3 separate regions of the Homo sapiens genome follow, and all the other regions are linked to region 1. Evidence: chromatin contacts called from ENCODE Hi-C or POLR2A ChIA-PET data. All regions are on one chromosome and are shown on one strand. The core of a region is the stretch at or near the end of the contact, and the rest is flanking DNA. Distances in the headings are between cores, read along the strand shown.

Region 1 (3,522 bases), core at 180-2,679:
CTAAACCTACAGGAATAAATTATGTTGAAAGTTGCTATTATTAAAAATGAAGTACTTTAAAATGTTTTTCTTCTATAAAATGTTAGAAATAGGAAGTTTATTGTTTTGGGTTTCAAGTTATCCTTTTAAAGATACATTTTTAAAAACAATTGCAATTTTGTGTTGTTGAAACTCACAGGACATGTAAAATTATTCAGGTCATTTAGATTTGACCTCAGACATGTGGCAACTCTGTCATGAATTAAAAGGCCCAATAAGTTTGTGCTTATCATTCTAAAATGGGTTTCTGCTTTACTTGAAAATTTCACATTATTAGTATATTGTCATCTAAAAGATGTACATGCTTAGTCAAGGTAGAGCTCATTTCTAAAAGAATGTAACACTTTTAAAATATCTACCACTTCGATGATGGCTTGCACAGTTTAGGGTTACATGATGAGGTGGCCACAGGAGCAATTCTGGAAGAAGGAATGTGGGGCAAAAATTTCACTTGAACAGAAGCCAAAACCACCCACCCTAGCATTAAGACCCTTCACACCAAATTTTCATCAAAGGGCAGGAACAGGTAGTCATGATTTGCTCTCATTTAAACACAGCCTAGGCACCCTAGCTCCATCTTGTTTAATCCATGGTTCCTAGGACTATATATGGGAAGTCTTTATCTGCCCTGTGTGGCGGTGGTGTATTTCATTTGTACCCTCGGTCAGTCACATGATCCTTCCTATTTGCAGGGGAGGCTGGGAAACGTGGGCTACTGTGTACCCAGGAAGGAAAGGACTGTGCTGAACAGCTATCTAGTCTCTGAGATCTGAAAGCATCTCACAGGATAACTTGTTTCAGGCATAGGGTCATGGGAGTCGATGAGGGTATACCAACACCAGAGCTATTTGAATGATTAGGATTTAGTGACTGACTGGATGGGGATGTAGAAAGACAGATGATAAGACTGACAGTTTCTTAACCTTTCCCTATCTTTGTCCTTTTGAGGCTCTCTGAAAATTATTTCTAAAAAACAACTGGACAAGGTTCTGGATAGTTGTCTGTTGCAAAGTTGTTCTGAAACAGTAACCGATTAACTCACAAGATGTGTGTAAACTGGCTTTCCACATCCACTCTAGATCATGTGAATTTTCAGAGGGACCATAGTTTGATTTGAAAAGGCATCATCTAATTAATGTGAATTAACATTAGCAAGTACAGTACTGTTACAGACACATTAAAGGCTTTACAGAGAAGAAAAGTCATGAAATGACATGCTAATTTAGTATGTGGGCACCGGAAGAGCTATTACCTATTCAAAAATAGTTGTAAAAGAAAAGAATCAGCCAAGACAAGCTGGTTGCTAATGGTTTTAGTGTGGGAGGAGAAAACTGCATTGCAATTCTTGGCTCTGAGTTAGGGTCAGGAAGATCAGTAGCCCAGCGTTGACCTTTGTGTTTGGAATCTTTCATATTGACTCACCAGACGCTTGTAATTTGGTGAGCCAGATAACAGAAATGTAGACAAGGTCTCTGTGCCTGAACTTTAAACCTCCGAGTAGCTTGTCCTTTATGATAATAATTAGCATTGCTTGGGATCTAAAGCAGAGTAATCACCTAAGACCTACCATATTAATCTAAATTAACTCAGTAAGTTACCACCAGAGAACCCACTGGGAAAATGAAGGTGGGAAGCTGAGAAGCTCAGCTGCATAACTTTATATATTGTTTGTTTGTAAGTCTGTTTGGAGGTGATTTTTTTAAGTGATATGTCTCACAGAAGGAAAGAATTTCAACAACGTTGATACAATCACACATTTACAAGTGTCAGGGTTGTCCAACCCCTTTGAATCCAAGAGGAACTTTTACTCCTTATTTCTTCTCCTGATGTTGAAGTAGTAAGTGTTCTTTTATAATCAGGCCAATGGTATTATTTTAAATTAAGTAATATCTATTTATGGTAGAAAAGTATGAAGATAAACATTTTAAATAGAATTTATTCTCACCATCTAGTCACTGTAAATATTTTGATAAACTTATTTCAATTCATAAGCATATACATATAAGTATCTATCTATCTATACACCTACATAAACAGGGCTTTAAATACAAGTTAATCTTTATATGAAAGGTACTTCCCAAATTATTCATTTTCAAAAGTTTGTTTTTAATGTTGTATTATAAGATTTACTATTTTTTATTTAAGCATTTTCCTATTTTTGTACATTTCAGCTGTTTCCAGCTTTTGAACATCCTTGTGCATAAATCTTTGTCCTTATCTTTGATTACTTCCTTAGGAGAAAGTCTTAGAAATGGAATTACTAGGTCAAAGGTTATAATCCTTTTTAAGGCTCCTAATATCTATTGAACACATTGCACCCTGGGAAATTTGCTGCAGTTCATTCCTATCATCTGGGTATGAGAGGACCCATCTGACCAAAATCATTCCAACACTATTATTCTTTACTTATCAAGTAGAAATTGGACATGTTAGGGCCTCTATAGCTTTACGGGCTGCTTTGCTTCCTAACTGGCCATCTTGAGTATACACTGTGAGAGGCTATCACAACAAACCTTATTATGGCTATCCTTAGTCTAAAGGTGAACAAGAGCGTACACACCATCATTGATGCATCCTGCATGAACACATGCACTGTCTTGTTCTTAATGAGCAAGGTCAGGCTGGCGTAAGTTTTGTTATATTTAGATGTCCTAAGCATCCTTTGGGAGGGTTGTGTTTGGTCTTCAGGGTTGATATGCTGGGTCTCTTTCCCAGAAATGTCTGGCCTAGCAATAAAGGAAACTCCAAGCGTGAAAATTGCACTTCATGGGCCCAGTGGAGTTTTCCTGCTGACATAGAATTGATTGACTAAATATAAATCACTCTGACTTGAGTGATTCTGTCCACTCAGGATGAATTGGAGAGAAATCACCAGAAGGAAATTGGCCTCTGAAGTGTGAGACATTGGATTATTGCCGTCACAAGCAATGCTTGTCAGGAACATTGCATTTTTGCCTTATTTCGGATATCATGTTATTTGGAGCAATATTGGATTTGCCGTAAGATTTAGATCTGTCTTTTTCTGGGTGTACATGTTCTATCAATTCCTTTTCCATTTTAGTAATCTGTGAATAATAGATTTATGATAGTGATGGTTTATAATGCTTGGTTTATTCTGTAACAATATCAAATTTTCATCAACTTTTTCTTAACTGCTCAACAATGTCACAGAAATCAATTAAATGATTAAATAAATATGAGTGTCAGGCCCTATCATGAGCCCTGGGGTTGAAACAGTAAATAAAACCAACAAAGCTCTAATGTAAGCCATCATGGAGCTTACCTTCTGGTATGGGAAGACAACAAACAAACGCATAGTATGTCACATGCTGATGATAGCTCTGGAGAAAAACAGAGTTAAGGAAAGAGAGCAGGATGGATACAGAGTGGTTTAGCAGTGTGCTGTTCTATATAGGATGGTCAAGAGAAGCCCTACTTTAAGGAGCCATTTGTATAGACCTACAGAGAACTGGGCTGTGAGCC
Region 2 (3,427 bases), core at 68-2,567, 570 kb before region 1:
TTTGATAAGCTCTCAAAAGATGATTTCAAGTGTGCACCCAGGGGCGATGGATTTCCTGGTATGATTTCTCATAAATATATGCATGAATTTATGAATATATACATATTTATATATACATATATATATATATATTATACACACACTTTCAGCATATAGACCAGATTACTAATTAATTTCCAAATGGAGACATCCTTTATCAGAAACTACCCTCCCCAGGGCTACTTCTACAGGTTTCTACTTCTCCTTCTGAATAATGGGTAAGAAGCTGAATGTGTCCAGGAAGTGTCCCAGTGAGCATGAAATCAGAACCTTCCCTCTTTTCTTTCCAGTGGTTAAAAAGTGGGCCTTGATTAAAAACTGCTCTGCCGCTTGCCGATGAGCTTGTCCTTAGGCAGTTTCTCAGATTCACTATGTCTTGGTTTTCCCAGCTGTAGAATGCAAATAGCAATGATACCTGACACAGGGTTCTTGTATAAAGTGCTCAGAACAATAAGTAGCACCTGTTAAACACAATGTTCATTTTTATGATTACATTTTTTTCTAGTAGTTTAGAAATATAATTTCCATGATAATGTAACAGCCCTAATGGCCCAAAAAAAAAGCCCATATTATTTTTTTTAACCCCTGCATATTATTCGAAATCCAGGAGTACCAAGAAAGATCTCACCTGAGAAGGCTAATTGTGTAGTTTTTTCTCTTCCTTTATACACTATACCTGGGAGTTAGCTCCACTCCTGGATTAACTCTTATTTCTCTATTTTCTTTCTGTTTTACAACAATTCATCACACCACATATGTAGATGACTGTGTGTATGTGAACATGGCAAGTGAAACCTCACGATCTCCAGGCTGTTCGGTGAAGCTTTATGCGAATTCATTTCACCTACACCCTTCCCCTGCCCACCCAAGGCCTTGAACCGAAGCCTGTGATCCCCTCCCAAGTTGGATCCTGCCCTTCGCCAAAGGCAAGACCGCTGAAGGCGTGGCCTTCTAGATGATTCATCAGGTTGGCGGGCTCTCCCTCCCCTCCCCCTTGCCCAGGGGACACCCTGTCCGCGTGAAGAGGGGGGCCTTTGTGTGAGTGATGTTTCTCAATTATCAAACTAGTGGCGTGAAACCTTTTCCTGAAACACCTGAGTGTAAAAGGTTTTGTTACCTCCCTTTTTTTCTTTTAAATAATAAAGGAATAGCCACACCTACCTTAGTTTCTATTGGATAAAAAGGTGAATAGTTTTGTTGTGGTGGTTGTTGTTGTTTTAAGCCTTCAACTCTCAAAAGGCACAGAGTTCCCAGGTGCAAAGAGGTAGCTTAGACCTGTCTGGGGCGGATCGGGGACAGGAGCCAGCTCCCCTGAGGTCGAGCACCAGAGCCGGCCCCCAGACCCCGCCCTCGACTACAATTTCTCTTCCTTCTCCTCCCCCTTGCTTTGCGAGCTATTGACTGACTGCAGCCAGCTGAGGCCCAGGCTGTGGGAATCCGGACTTCCTTTTCTTCCCTCTCCCATTTTTCCTTCTTCCTCCACCCTCCCCCAAACCAAACCCCAAAACCTCTAGGTAGTCCAATATTAAAACCGGTGGAACAAAAGCATTCCCAAAATCAGGAGGAGGGAAAGAAGAAGACGAGGGAGGCAAAAGTAGGAGGAAAATAGGAATGTCAACATTTATTTTCCTGAAGGGGAAAAAAAATTCTCTCTGGGCAGGCAGGCCATCTTCCGGGACGGGGAATCCACAGTTTCCTCAGGTAATGAGTTCCAGGGATGCTGGATGCAGGTGGTAAAAATACGCAGCGTTTCAATGGGATGATGGGAGATGTTTACAGCCCTCCTGGGAAGATGCCAGAGAGTTTAACAGTCCTGGGATACCTCCCAGCTGCCTGCTCTGGTGCTGGATGAGTTTACGCCTCCTTTCCTGCTGGAAAAGGTGAAGCAACCAGTGACTTGTCCAGGGTCACACACCACGCTTGGGACAGAAATAACTCTGACGTCTCTTTCCTGGCTATATCAGCAGACAACATCGCCTAATGACAGTACTACCATTCCAATCTGAATCATTTAAATTGCTCCTAATTGCAGGCCTGCAGTGCACTGTAACTGCCGTATGACTCTAACTGCCAAGCCAGCCGAGATAGGAATGACTGAAGTTTTGCAAATTCCTGAATATGGAATTAAAAATGCTGGGCGGGGGAGGGGGTAGCGCAAAAGTGTTTGAAAACCACTTTGAAACTGCTGACAGGTATCCTATTTCAAATTGTTTAAAAGATGAATTGGAAATGTCAACTTAAATTTGTCATTTTATTGGAATTAGAGAAACACTTGGTGTTCAAATGGATGCGGTTCGAAAAGGCACCTCAGATATTTCTAAGAAGTTCGGCTTCACACTCTTCCTTTTTGTGTCTGCTAAATTACTGTCTCATTTTGGTGTTTAAACTTCCCTTTTAACTCCTTTGTGGGCAGATATGGGGAAAGGGGAGGGCCTGGGAAACAACCAGGCATTTGACTTCAGATCTGAACACGGGGCTGGACACGTGCTGTGCTCAGGAAAGAAAGTAAATTCCACCTGGCAAATTGCTCTAACTGATTTATTTGTCCACAAAGAGACGCCACCTACCTGCTTGCAGGTATTCAGGTAAATGACAGGTGGGCGGGGCCTCCTGACTCTTTCAATCCCTAAGGTCTCAGCAATGCTTTATCTGTCGGGGCTTCCGTGATGTCACCCATTTCCTGGTCTGGAGCGACCAATGCCGTCCTCCTTCCTCCAGGCACCTGTTCACCGAAGTTGAGGCTGGTCACAACTCCGGCGGCCCAAGGAGCTGCTCGGTTCACCCACAAGGAATGAGAGCTGCCTGCCTGCTGCTGCTTGGAGAGCCCCAGACAGTCGCTTGAAGAGGTGAGTTGAAACCCTCCATTTTTCTCTCTTGGCATTTAGACCACTGGCCCCTGAGGGATCTGAACACGGAATTTGAATGAAAAAATACAAGCTGAACGGCTTGTCGCTAGTGTTTGCCCCAGAGGGAGAAGCTTTTTTGAGACAGAAGAGTAGAGAGATGACTTTGACATTCTAGTTGCACAATAAACTTCTCCCAGGCCAGATATTTAATCCTTTTTGTTTCTCTGATCATTAATCCAGCCTGTGCTTGTCCTCGTACTTGATCTGATTAAAACAACAACAACAACCTAAAGAGAAGTAGAGTGAAGGCTTTTGTTTTGAAACTTAGCGCGAAGGTGCAGATCTGTTCAGCCCGTTTAACGGGGGCTAGGAGGCCAGTGCAGACTGGATTCAGAGTTCTTATTTTTCCTTTTCTTCCTCCCTGTATTTTGATCTAAACCTGTGAAGTGTCCCTAGTTTTTTTTTCTTTCCCCCTGAAAACCTGTTCCTCAGGGCAAATTCTGTTGCCCTATTCAGAAGCTGTGCGTTCCAGTTTTCCTCTC
Region 3 (3,549 bases), core at 929-3,428, 760 kb before region 1:
GGCAGGGGTGGATATCATTATTGAATGAGTAACTCAATAATCATATTGAGTGAATCATTGTAAACTGTCCCTTGTCTGCCACAAGGACAGTTTGCATTGATTTTTATCTGGATTTGAAAAGTGTTTATTGAATTATGCATTTAGTCGTTCTTTCAGAAAACATCTTCCATAGGATGGTTTTGAGATACCATGTTGTGTAAGACAGTGCACTTGCTCTTAAGAAAATTAAATCTGTACTGGAGTTTTCCAAGAACAAACCACTTGTTAGGAGAGAGGCGTTTAGAAGAGGAATACCCAACTCACGCTTCAGGAAGTGGCAGGTGGAGAAACTGAGACAGCTTCCAAGAGGAGATGGTGGTAGAACAAAGATGGTAGAAGAAAGGATGGCTAGGAGTTGGTCTTAAGGATGAGGAGGCTGAAATAAGGCAAAAGCCAAAGGTCCAAGGTATGAGAGTGTGCTATGCAAACCAGTCAGGGTGTCTCCAGGAAAACAGGCACCTCTTTAAGGATGTACAGCACAGGGAATGGAAAGCAGGGGATTGGCTATATGGTAGAGAGAGCTGCTGAGAGTTAACACGAGTGATGAGGCAATGCAGAGATTAGCATCAAGAAGCAGGAAGCCACTACCGACTCTGCTAAAGGAAAAAAGAAGGAACCAGAAGCTGAACCACAGTGGACCTGTTTTGGCAAGAGCTGGAACTACAGAGAAGACAGTCACTGCTGCAGAAATCACCCAAGGAAACAAGGAGAGAAATACCCTGGCTTCTCCCTCCTTTCTACCCTCCATTTTTTGCCAGTGTGTCTTCCTGGCCTAACCCAACCAGCTGGAAGTCTGAGACACAAGAGCCTGTGAACTGCAGCCTGCAAGGATCAGCCATCGTGAACTAAAACACAGCAGGCAAAGAGGGAGGATGGATTCAGGGCAAACAGATCCAGGACCAGTACTGCACCTTTAGGGAACTGTGAGTATAACTAGTGTGCCATAATGACAGCCAACATGTATAATAAGCCTTTACTAAATGCCAGAAATTATGCCAGATGTTTAGCATTTTCTATGCATTAACCTCTTTACTTAGTTTAGGTAAGGCACATAAAGAGGAGTGGGAGGAGATGACACTGGGATGTGGAATTAGAGCCAGGCTCACATAACAGAGGGCTCATGTGCCACGCCAACGGGTTTGCACTTTGTCCCGAAGGCACTTGGGAATCAACGAAGGGTTGGAAGAATTATACAGTCCGAGTAGCATTTCCAAAATATCATTTTGTGATCGTGTCTGAAGTTGTGAGGATTGCTAATTCATCAAATAAATAACGGAGGTCTGATGAAGAAGAACTGGGAGTGGGACCAGCTTCCCTTCCTGTTTCCCTCCTCAGAACAAACAGCCTCACTGCTGAACACTTGTGTCATCTGTTGACATAACTCGGATCTTCGTTTACTTTAGCTCAGCAAAACTGGAGTGGCAGACCTTTTTAAAACAAAATATTTATGACTAATCTATACAATAGTTACCATAGTTAATGTATTAATATATTACTCACCTCATTAATACACTTCTGGAGAAATCTACATCCTAGCAATGTTTTACAGAGTTTTTGTTCTATCTTCTAGTTTCTAAAAGTATATTATGGACCTTTTAGTTTTCAACTTTTAAGATAAATCAGTGTTGTTTGTCACTGGGTTGTGGAGGTGGCAGTTGGAGCCAGAACCTCAGATTAACTTGAAGTGTTGATACAATGTTATCACAGAGACAAGACTTATGGCCTTCAAAGGGACATTTAGAATTCCTCTCTTCCAATAACCTCTTTCACAGATGAGAAAAGTGAGCCCACACAGATAAAGCGATTAGCCCAAGGATGTGAAAGTAGTGAGTGGAGGTAGGACTACAACCCAGACTCCCAAACCAGTACTCCTTCCACTCTTGACATTATTGCTAAGGTGTTCAGAGCTAATAAGAAGCTGTCATTTAAAACAATATTACTCAGGTGGTAAAAATTCATCTCACATGGAATTACGCAGAAAAGGGAGTTTATTGGCTCTGGAAATAGTTTTAGGGGATACCAATTTCAGGCATGAGTCAGTCTAGGGAGTCACTATTGTCATCAGGACTAAGCCATGTGCTGTTTCTTGGAAGACTTTCTAGGCTGCTTTCATTCAGTCATGCTCAGCCAGGATGGAGCAAGGTTGTAACCAAATGTCCCAGGCTCTCAACTCATCAGCTTGGTATCTTCAGTGGAAAGGATGTATTTCTTTTCCAAGAATGTGAAAGTCTAGGTATTGAGTTTTATTGGTTTAGTTTGGGCCGTGTGTCCGTTTTTGAACCAATCACTGGAGCCATAGTGAATGGATGGCTCTGATTGGCTAGGTCTGGCTCCTATGTCTGTGCTAGCTTCAGGGGATGGGCTCCACTCTCTGTTTTGGAATTATATATTTGGAAAGTGAGGATGGTAAGATTTCCTGAAGGAATATCAAAGTTCCATCAAAGCAAAAAGGTTAAATGGGTGCTGGGCAGGCACAAACAACTGAAATATACTCCAGACACTGAGACTTATGTCTAGTACAGTGGATTTCTAACATTGGCGAGGTTTTCCTATTGGCTATTATCTTGCTATAGGAAATAATCCCATTTGGGTAAAATGGACTTCTCTTGTGCAAAGTGCATGCTCCACTATGAAATTGAGAGAAGCCAATCGTTCCACGACTTTTAGCCTGTGAAAAGATGATGATCCTGAGTTGAGGTAATATACCTCCACCACCCGCTATGGATCCATGACTGTTGCATCCCAAACAATTCTCTGAGAAACACTCTGTTAACAAAGAAGTTCTTGCCTCAGCTCTGCTTTATAGCCACTCTAGTTAAATAAACTGCATTAAGCATCCAAGATGCCCAGGGAAGCTCAGAGAAAGGAGCTTGAAGTCAGGAGAGTTTGTCTGTTCAGAGCTCTCCCAAAGGAAACAGGGATCCAAATGAATCTGAGCATTGAAATGAAGAAGAATAAGCATGCATGTCAGCATCAGTGTATATTTGGCGGCTTCACTGGACTTGTCATAATCTGTGACAAATTAGCAAAAGCAAGTCAATCTTAGTAAGCAAAAACATATAGGATGTTGTTCCATTGTAATTTAAGCTTTACTGCTTCTATTTTCTGCCTCTGCTCTTTTAGTTCAAAAGTGTATCAAGAATAGTCATGGAAGTTTGACAAAGCATTGTTCATAGGCTTGTTTAAAAGCTACCATCTCTTCGTGGAGAGCAGAGATAAGTGGAGAACTTTGTAAGCATGTTTACAAGGTCAGAAACCATTTTTTTAATCTGAAAAAATAATTTGAATGCATATGGCAAAAGCACAATTCAAAAGTTAAAGGGAAAATGACAAAAATTGAAGAACTATATAACGTATTAAAATCTGATAAAGAATACCTTTTATCTCTTCGATATACTGATTTCTTCCTTTTGGTGTGTATTGCTGTGGGATTGCTGGATCATACAGTAGTTCTGTTTTTAGTTTTTGAGTAACCTCCATACTGTTCTCCCTAAATGCTTGAGGCAATGG

What was found. Hi-C counts contacts between places; a loop is a spot of excess contacts on that map. ChIA-PET counts read pairs that join two places held with the same protein, here RNA polymerase II (POLR2A). Pooled maps may share reads with other maps.
Region 2: a map of Caco-2 shows a loop between it and region 1 (6-fold over the local background). The contact joins the promoter of LNX1-AS2 here to the enhancer-like site in region 1. A Hi-C loop is called at or near these places in 2 of 168 maps with a recorded cell type or tissue (Caco-2 and HepG2), 6 of 37 single-sample maps with no recorded cell type and 5 of 50 pooled maps. POLR2A ChIA-PET finds 5 or more read pairs at or near these places in 1 of 52 experiments (Caco-2).
Region 3: a loop to region 1 is called in a map of Caco-2, with 6 times the contacts of the local background. The contact joins two enhancer-like sites. A Hi-C loop is called at or near these places in 3 of 168 maps with a recorded cell type or tissue (Caco-2, IMR-90 and ovary) and 1 of 50 pooled maps.

Annotation. Positions count from the first base shown.
Region 1 is chr4:53,017,896-53,021,417 of GRCh38, reverse strand. The region is part of intron 5 of SCFD2 (sec1 family domain containing 2); the gene reads left to right. Among named protein-coding and RNA genes, the nearest start is that of SCFD2-AS1, 92 kb to the right of the region's middle. Within about 2 kb of position 1,429, at least 3 of the 41 ENCODE cell types and tissues checked have a DNase peak (open chromatin) inside an H3K27ac peak, as active enhancers do.
Region 2 is chr4:53,590,846-53,594,272 of GRCh38, reverse strand. LNX1-AS2 (LNX1 antisense RNA 2) reads right to left here and starts at 1,317. Exons shown (of 2, transcript NR_046827.1): 1 at 1,201-1,317. LNX1 (ligand of numb-protein X 1) reads left to right here and starts at 2,787. Exons shown (of 11, transcript NM_001126328.3): 1 at 2,787-2,885. RefSeq lists an enhancer at 695-1,607.
Region 3 is chr4:53,779,665-53,783,213 of GRCh38, reverse strand. No RefSeq gene overlaps it. Among named protein-coding and RNA genes, the nearest start is that of LNX1-AS2, 190 kb to the right of the region's middle. Within about 2 kb of position 2,178, at least 3 of the 41 ENCODE cell types and tissues checked have a DNase peak (open chromatin) inside an H3K27ac peak, as active enhancers do.